Linked DNA regions of Homo sapiens: region 1 is linked to region 2. A link is an interaction called in ENCODE POLR2A ChIA-PET data of the cell type or tissue named here. Cell type or tissue: GM12878. All regions are shown on one strand. Links, peaks and the distances in the headings refer to the core of each region. The heading gives the core; the rest is flanking DNA.

What was found. Peaks named below come from ENCODE experiments on the same cell type or tissue, not always from the same donor. Only the 100,000 strongest peaks of a DNase experiment are listed, where the experiment ranks them.
Region 1: POLR2A ChIA-PET joins it to region 2 with 8 read pairs; 5 of 35 experiments call an interaction of 5 or more read pairs at or near these places.

Annotation. Positions count from the first base shown.
Region 1 is chr11:121,480,587-121,484,973 of GRCh38, forward strand. The region is part of intron 3 of SORL1 (sortilin related receptor 1); the gene reads left to right. LOC105369535 (a long non-coding RNA gene) reads right to left here and starts at 75. Exons shown (of 5, transcript NR_169501.2): 1 at 1-75. RefSeq lists an enhancer at 2,122-2,291. In GM12878, for the core only: no CTCF peak of the experiment used is centred there; DNase peaks (open chromatin) are centred at 1,490 and 2,035; H3K4me3 peaks cover 1,190 bases; H3K27ac peaks cover 1,983 bases.
Region 2 is chr11:121,347,245-121,351,631 of GRCh38, forward strand. No RefSeq gene overlaps it. Among named protein-coding and RNA genes, the nearest start is that of SC5D, 57 kb to the left of the region's middle. In GM12878, for the core only: no CTCF peak of the experiment used is centred there; no DNase peak of the experiment used is centred there; H3K27me3 peaks cover 293 bases.

The sequences.
Region 1 (4,387 bases), core at 235-4,234, 130 kb after region 2:
AGGCTCCATCTCCTCCTCCCCAGCTCCTCCCCTAGTGCACAGATACCTATAGGCAGGCTTCATCTCCTCCTCCCCAGCTTCTCCCCTAGTGCACAGATACCTATAGGCAGGCTCCATCTCCTCCTCCCCAGCTCCTCCCCTAGTGCACAGATACCTATAGGCAAGCTCCATCTCCTCCTCCCCAGCTCCTCCCCTAGTGCACAGATACCTATAGGCAAGCTCCATCTCCTCCTCCCCAGCTCCTCCCCTAGTGCACAGATACCTATAGGCAGGCTCCATCTCTTCTTCCCCAGCTTCTTCCGTAGTGCACAGATACCTATAGGCAGGCTTCATCTCCTCCTCCCCAGCTCCTCCCCTAGTGCACAGATACCTATAGGCAAGCTCCATCTCCTCCTCCCCAGCTCCTCCCCTAGTACACAGATACCTATAGGCAGGCTTCATCTCCTCCTCCCCAGCTCCTCCCCTAGTGCACAGATACCTATAGGCAGGCTTCATCTCCTCCTCCCCAGCTCCTCCCCTAGTACACAGATACCTGTAGGCAGACTCCATCTCTTCTTCCCCAGCTTCTTCCGTAGTGCACAGATACCTATAGGCAGGCTCCATCTCCTCCTCCCCAGCTCCTCTCCTAGTGCACAGATACCTATAGGCAAGCTCCATCTCCTCCTCCCCAGCTCCTCCCCTAGTGCACAGATACCTATAGGCAGGCTCCATCTCCTCCTCCCCAGCTCCTCCCCTAGTGCACAGATACCTATAAGCAAGCTCCATCTCCTCCTCCCCAGCTTCTTCCATAGTGCACAGATACCTATAGGCAGGCTCCATCTCCTCCTCCCCAGCTCCTCTCCTAGTGCACAGATACCTATAGGCAGGCTTCATCTCCTCCTCCCCAGCTCCTCCCCTAGTGCACAGATACCTATAGGCAGGCTTCATCTCCTCCTCCCCAGCTCCTTCCCTAGTGCACAGATACCTATAGGCAGGCTTCATCTCCTCCTCCCCAGCTCCTCCCCTAGTGCACAGATACCTATAGGCAGGCTTCATCTCCCCAGCTCCTCCCCTAGTGCACAGATACCTATAGGCAGGTTCCATCTCCTCCTCCCCAGCTCCTCCCCTAGTGCACAGATACCTATAGGCAGGCTTCATCTCCTCCTCCCCAGCTCCTCCCCTAGTGCACAGATGTCTATAGGCAGGCTCCATCTCCTCCTCCCCAGCTCCTCCCCTAGTGCACAGATACCTATAGGCAGGCTTCATCTCCTCCTCCCCAGCTCCTCCCCTAGTACACAGATACCTATAGGCAGGCTTCATCTCCTCCTCCCCAGCTCCTCCCCTAGTGCACAGATACCTATAGGCAGGCTTCATCTCCTCCTCCCGAGCTCCTCCCCTAGTGCACAGATACCTATAGGCAGGCTCCATCTCTTCTTCCCCAGCTTCTTCCATAGTACACAGATGCCTATAGGTGGGTTCTGACTTCCTTTCTGCTTGTTGTGGGTTGTGGTGAACAACTGCTAAGGCCACAAGTCTGAAGAGTCAGAAGACAGGACAGATGATGTTTTGGACTTGAAGGAGGAGGGTTAGTGCAGGCAGAGGACTGGGGCTTTGGAAGCACTGGATCTGGAGAAGGAGCAGAGCAGGGGCCGTGGTGTTTGGGGCAAGAGCAAGGGGAAACTGGAGGGTGATTCCAGTAAGGGAGTTTAGGTGCTGCACTGTGGAATGGGGGTGACATGTTTGCATCCCAAGTGCTGTGTACCTCCGAGTGGTGTGTCTTAGATTCTCATGGGTGGATATTCTTTGGAGTTGGTGGGGTTGGAGAAGTCAGGAGAAAAAAGGCTGCCTTCTTGGAGAATTTGTTGACAGTTGGGCCTCAGGCCTGGAACAGGCTGAGTGGGTTGGTGGGGGCAGCATTCTCTGTAGATAGTTTCTAATTCCCCAGAGAAGGCTGCTCCTCACCACCCCACCAGACTCTCAGGAAGGAAATGATGACTCTTAACAGTGCTGATTGCTTCTGTTACTTTTGCCTTTGTCCCCTGGAAGGCAAATTGCCCCACCAGACCTACCACTTCCTGAGAAAAATCACACAAGGCTGGATGCCTTGCTGTCAACAGCAGGGCGCTCTGCCTAGGCAAATCACCCAGGTGAAAATGCGAGCTGCCAAGGAGCATTTGAAATGGTCGAAATGAATGTTAGCAGCTGCTTGGAAAGGTTAAGATGTCAGGAAAGGGCAGCGTGGATGTCTAGGAGCATGAGTGCCTGTGGAAGGGGAGAGAAGGTGCTAGCGCGGCATCCAGTTCCAGTCCGAAGGCTTTGCCTTGTGATGGAGATGGTGCTTGTGGGCCCATGTGAGTTTTGGGTCTATTTCTGCATTAGCCAGCAGTCCCACTTCCTTCTTGGTCTCCTGTGTGCTGCCCTGAACCATTGTGCAGTGCTGGCCACATGGCAGTTCTGCCAACATTGTGGGGCCCCTGAGATTGGTCAGACAGAATTGAAATATGTTTGGCGCTGTTATTTGCTTACTTAATAATTTTTAAAAAATAGAGACAGGGGTCTTGCTCTGCCATACATCCTGGGCACAATCATAGCTCACTGTAACCTCAAATTCCTGGGCTCAGGTATTCCTTCTGTCTCAGCCTTCCAAGTAGCTGTGACTACGGGCCAGCGCCACTGCATATCTGGGGCTTTTTAAAAAAGGACACTGAATGTACAGTTAGGCCTCACAGCCTCAGCCTCAGCAGAAGCAAGACCCAGTCCTGCCTTTTTCCAGGCAGAGGTTGGTCCTAGGTAAAATTTCATTCCCACCTTCTAGAGGGATGTTCCTTCATTGCCTTCTCTGCCCTTCCTCCTCTCATTGTACTCTTGGTTTCTCCACTTGAAACTGGAGAAAGTCACTTATGCTAATAGACTGTGGATACATTCTATAGCTTAGTTTGTTTTCTTTCCAGAGGTATTTGTATTTTCAGAGGAAACAGCTTTTAACCAAAGGAGGAAGCTCCTCTGGAATATTAAGTTACTGCAAACAGGGTTGGAGAGATTGGGGTACACAAAGGCACTCCTGAAATTGCATAGTTTGGGAAGCACCTTGTAGGTCAGCTCTTGGTCAGTCTGTAGGTTTGGCCTCCAGTAAACTTGACAGCCAGGCAGCACAGAGACTTAAAAGCCAGGGTGAAATACTGTGTCTTCCTAACATGTACATATCTGACCCTTTGTATCACAGCATGAGGTACCATGTGCTCAAGTGATGAATGTAACCTACAAATAATAGAGCTAGGGGAATCAAATGAGGTTGGATCATAGAAGCCAAGTCTTCATGGGGTACTTAGGATTTGATATGAGCTTCAAGGATGGACATGTGACCCCAGTAAGTAGAGGAGAGCTGTCAGGAGCCCTCAAGCAGGAGAAGGGCGTCAGCAGAGACTGCAAAGTGCCAAAATGTGGTTTCTGTGCAGGACAGCGAGGAGATTCACTTTTTGGTGGTGGAGAGCTTGTATTGAGCTGCTGTGCAATGTCAAACAGGCCCGTGTCTGAAGATGGAGATTGTCTTCTGCTTTGAGGGCTGAACAGAGCTAGGAAAGAATATTTGAGTAGGGGTGTAAATGAATAGTGTCCTTTAGGGAAATGTGTCTTCTGGCAATATTCTTGACTTTCCCTTTTAGCAGGGAAAGATTAGGGAAGAGTCTAGAAAGGGAACTATTGTGGCAGTGTAGGCATGAAGTTGCTCAATCAAACCTGGTATCACCCTCTAAGTATTTCATTTAGGCCCTGGAAGACATGAGGATGAAGAAGACCCATTGCCTGCCTCCAGTTTGTTTAGTCTCTAGTGAAGACGTGGGCCATGCCAATAGCACTGAGAGGAAAAAGGAAGGCACATATTTTGAGAAAGATTTTAAAGGAAAACAAAACAGGTTTGGTGGCTGATAGAGAGTGAGGGCCAAAGGGAAGGACTGGAGTAAAAACCCATCTCTGCTTGTGAGTAGTGGGGCTGGGAGAAGGCATAGCAGGCAGGAGACTTGGGACGTGGGGAGGGAGAATTGGGTTTTGTTGGGAAAGTTTTGAAGAACTCAAGTTTTGCGTATAGTAAAATATCTTGGCCCATCAAAAGTGGAGATGGTGAGAAGGTAAACAAAAATGGAATCTCTGTAAGAATTGAGGGTTAGACTGTAGATTTGAAAGTCATGCCATGCTTCTTCTTTTGTTTTTGAGACAGGGTCTCACTTCATCACCCAGGCTGGAGTGCAGTGGTGTGATGTCGGCTCATTGCAACCTCTGTCTCCCAGGTTCAAGCGATTCTTGCACCTCAGCCTCCTGAGTAGCTGGAATTATAGGTGCACACCACCATGCCCAGCTAATTTTTTGTATTTTTAGTAGAGATGGGGTTTTGCCATGTTGGCCAGGCTGGTCT
Region 2 (4,387 bases), core at 127-4,126:
CACCTGATATAATCTGTTCATTGGAACCAGGTGTTAGGTTCATTTGAGTTACTATGGTTACTATGGTCAATTGACCGACCACTAGTCTCATCAGCTCCCTGAATATACCCACTGCATCAGGCTCCTTGGGATATTTACATTGCTTCAAGTCAAGCTCAAATTTGCCAGACTCCTGTGGAGGCTGTTATGGTTTGAATGATGCCCCCTACCTCAAGAAGATATGTTCAAGTCCTAACTCTCAGAATCTCAGGAATGTGACCTTATTTGAAAATAGGGTCATTACAGATTCTAATTAGTTAAGATGAAGTCATATTGTAGTAGGGTGGGCCCCTAATCCAATAAAAGTGGTGTTCTGATAAGAGGAGGGAAATTTGGACACAAACTTGTACAGATGGAAGACCACGTGAAGACACGGAGAATGTTACCTGATGACACAGCAGAGATTGGTGTTACGCAGCTGCAGGCTATGGAGGCTACTAAAGGCTGGAAGAGACAAGGAAGGATCCTCCCACAGGTTTCAGAGGGAGCACGGTTCTGCCAACCCCTCGACTTTGAACTTCCCGCTTCCAGAAAGGTACGACAATACATTTCTGCTGTTTTAAGCCACTCAGTTTGTGGTCCTTCAGTTACAGCGGCCCTAGGGAATGAATACAGGCACCTTATCCCTGCCCGGCTATCCCTCCAGGGGATGTGAAGGAAGGAGGGTGGAGACTGCAGCCCTGCTCTGTCATGAAACTTTGCAGCTTACTTTAGTCCTTTTGACCCTGCAGCTGGCTTATTTATCCCCAGAGCTGCCTGGCTCTCACTTCTGCTCGTCCCCTTTCCCAAGGCCAGCTGCTAAGATCCTTGCAGCCTTCCCAGTTTATCTATTTGATTTGTGACAACAGCAAAGACTTTCAGTCTTGCCGGCTTACATCTTCCTAGGGAAGTAAAGAAAAGTAACTGCTTTTGTCTACAAGATTTGTTCACCTAGCATCCTCAGGGTGGTAGGCTGCACGAAGAGGGGGAAAAAACGGTTAGATAATGTGCCGTCAATCATATTCCAAGATAATAGATGCTCACTATCAAAAGTACATTTGCTTTTAGGCTGTTTATCTACCAGTGGTGCTGATCCATACCCTCTTCTCCACCTTGTGAAAACAGATAAGAAGATAAACTCTTGCTTCGGGACTGAGCAAAATTAATTTATCTAGAGGGGAAATGAACCTAACACCTGGTTCCAATGAACAGATTATATCGGGTACTAACTCATACAACTGAGAAAGGTTAGCATTCTCTGTGGCAAGTTTAGAAACTATCTCAAGCTGGCTTAAGAAAAAAAGGAATTATTAAAAAAAAATAGATTGTGTCCACAGCCAAAGGCCAGAAGAAGGGGACTGGAAACAGAAGCTGGAAAGCCGGTGTGTTTGTTCTCCACCTTTGGCTCTGCTCCTCTCTCTGTAAATGATTTATTTTTTTCTATCTGAAGACCAGCTTTCTTGGTGCATCAATTACTTGGTGGAAATGGTTTCCATGTTAACATGTTAAGGTCCAGCCATTAACCTTGTCTCAGTGCCAATTCCTAATTCCTAGGAAGGGACTGTGGTCCAGCTTCAGCCGAGAGCTCAGCTCTGCACCAGTAGGTGTAGTGAGGTGGGGTGAGGAAGGAGTGGGCACAGCACAAGGCTGGCACATAGCTGCCAAGAGTCGCCTCCATAATTGTAAATGGCAGTGTCAAGGAAAATGGGCTAGCTGGACAAATAAACCTAAAGGTATCTTTGACCATGATGCTCTAATAAGTTTCTCTATTAGAAATGAGCCACGCATGTGCAATAGTAATGTCAAGAGAAGAATGAAAATAGACCTATTAAATAATTGATCTTTTCTGGTTCTCTATAGGATTCATAGACGGACTTAGGGACAAATCCTAATGACTGGCCCCACCCTGGACTTGGGATTGCTCCTCTCCCGCTGCTCTCTCCCTCAGGATAAGTTCTCCGGCAGGACACCCCTCAGTCCTTTAAGCAAATAGGCTGCTATTAACACCAATAAGCCATAGTGCAAAGGGAGTGAAGATCGTGTAGACCAGGGGTCCCAACCCCCAGGCCATAGACAAATACGCATCTGTGGCCTGTTAGGAACGGGGCTGCACAGCAGGAAGTGAGCGGTGCATGAACGAGCATTTCCACCTGAGCCCCGCCTCTTGTCAGATCAGCAGCAGCATTAGATTCTCATAGGAGCGTGAACCCTATGGTGAACTGCACATGCGAGGAATCTAGGTTGCACGCTCCTTATGAGAATCTAACTATTGCCTGATGATCTGAGGTGGAGCAGTTTCATCCTGAAACCATCCCCCGTCGCATCCGTGGAAAAACTGTCTTCCATGAAACTGGCCTCTAGTGCTAAAAAGGTTGGGGACTACTGATGTAGACCACTGAGTGGGGCCCTATAATTGGAGTTGAAGAAGGAGGAGTTGGGTTAAAGGTAGGAAATGGATCTTGGAACTCAGAGGATAATTTCTAAAGAGGATGGGTTAATTGCCAGATGCATCCTCCCCACTTCATTCTAGAGAATACAGTGTTGGGTGTAAGAAACACAAGTTATTGTATAGAATGATGTGGGGTCAAATCCTGACCCCACATTAACATTAAGGCTTGGGCAAGTTACTTAACCTTTCTAAAGCACAGTTTACCCATCTGAGATGTGGTCACACTAGTTAGTACCTTCCTCATGGAGCTGTCAAGAATTGAATGAGATCATCCATGACAAGTGCCCAGCACAGTGTCTGGCTCAATATTCATCAGCAGCTGTGGGCGTTACAGCCAGGTTTGACATATCACCTCTTACTGGCTTCTCTGGAGCCCTACCACTATTTTTTTCTATGACTTTATTTTCTGTAGCACAGAAGATATTATTCCATAAAAGAAATCCTCAGATCTCAGGTACAGTTCTGTTTTAATAGAAGGTGCTCCCCCTGGCCCCTAACATTAGGGTTAGGAGGAAAACCACCAGCCCATAAGTTAGCTTTCCCATAAAGCTGTAAATACCATGGAGTCTTACAGTCTGTGACTTTGGCTTCTCTACAGCTGAGCTGGGTATACAGGATTAGGGAAGAAGTTTAGGATGCTTTGGAGAGAAAACAGAGGAAAGCAAAATATTATTAGCACTCTAGTAAATCAATCACAGATGGCCTTCAGAAATTAACCCAAAAGCAGAATGCTCATTTTCAGAGAGTGCCTGCCTTCTTGAAATAATCTGGAAAAGTCCCAAGAACATCTCTCATGTAAAAGTGATTCAATATTCACTGCTTCAGCTGGAAATGTACAAAACAAAAACAAAAAAAGTCTTTGTTCTTTCCATCTTTGCTGCTCCCATTTTCTCTGACAATTGTAGATAGGGAAATAGCACATAATGACTCCATTGGATGTGGACGAGGGGATCCATTTCCCATCCTGGGAAAGGGGCTGGTCCCCTAGGAGCTGAGCTTCTGTGCAGGAAGCTGCAGCAGGTAGGATTTGTCTCCCTGGGTCCAGGATGTGACTGTCACCCAGAGGGCACCTGAACTGCCCCAACTCTGCTTCCTCCTGTAGCCAGTGGTCTTTTTCCACTGAAGAGTTGTTTATTGCGTAATTAATGAAAGGTAATGGCCCTTGCAGATACTTTACCAGGGAGTTCAAAATTTAAACTCATGCTGCTGATTAAGATGGACTCTCCTCCTCCACTCTTAATTACCCAGCTCTGTAAAACACTTTTAACACTCACGGGGCCTCCAAGAGTATCCTGGGTTGTTAATCTTGGCATCAGCAGACTCTACTCTCAACCAACATCCCTACAAAAATGCCACAAAAGGGCCTACCCAGGGGGAAGGGAAGCAGGCATTAATTTTTCCCTTTCTCCCTGTTACCTACTTTCTCCTAGGAGGAGAAGCTCAGGCAACAATTCCTGGTTGGCTGGCCAGAGCCCCAAGCTTTGCTTCTGCTCTGAACTTCCAGCACATGGTTAAAAATCATAGCTAATGCTTCACGGAAATAAATATTTCAAAACCACGTGCTTTCTGGCCTGCCAGATGGCTGCCTTTCACACTTCCAACTGTGTCAGACTCCAAGAAACTCAGTGACTCAAATTTTGTGGTGGGTTTTATGATCCTAGAATAGGGGTTGGCGTGGTGGATAGGTAATAGAAGGAGGGTTTTTCTAAATTAAAAGAAAAATTAATGGAGTGAGTCCTACCTGCTTTGCTCGAGTAGCATAGCCTAGTCATATGAATACTGTTCACAGGTAATTTGGCAGCAAAAATCCCAGTTAGTCAACATAGTCAGCAAAGTTCTGCTCATCTTTTATTTACCTCGCCCCCACTGCCTCCGCCCCCACCTCCAATCCAGCTTAGTCACCCCGTCTTCTCTTGCTCC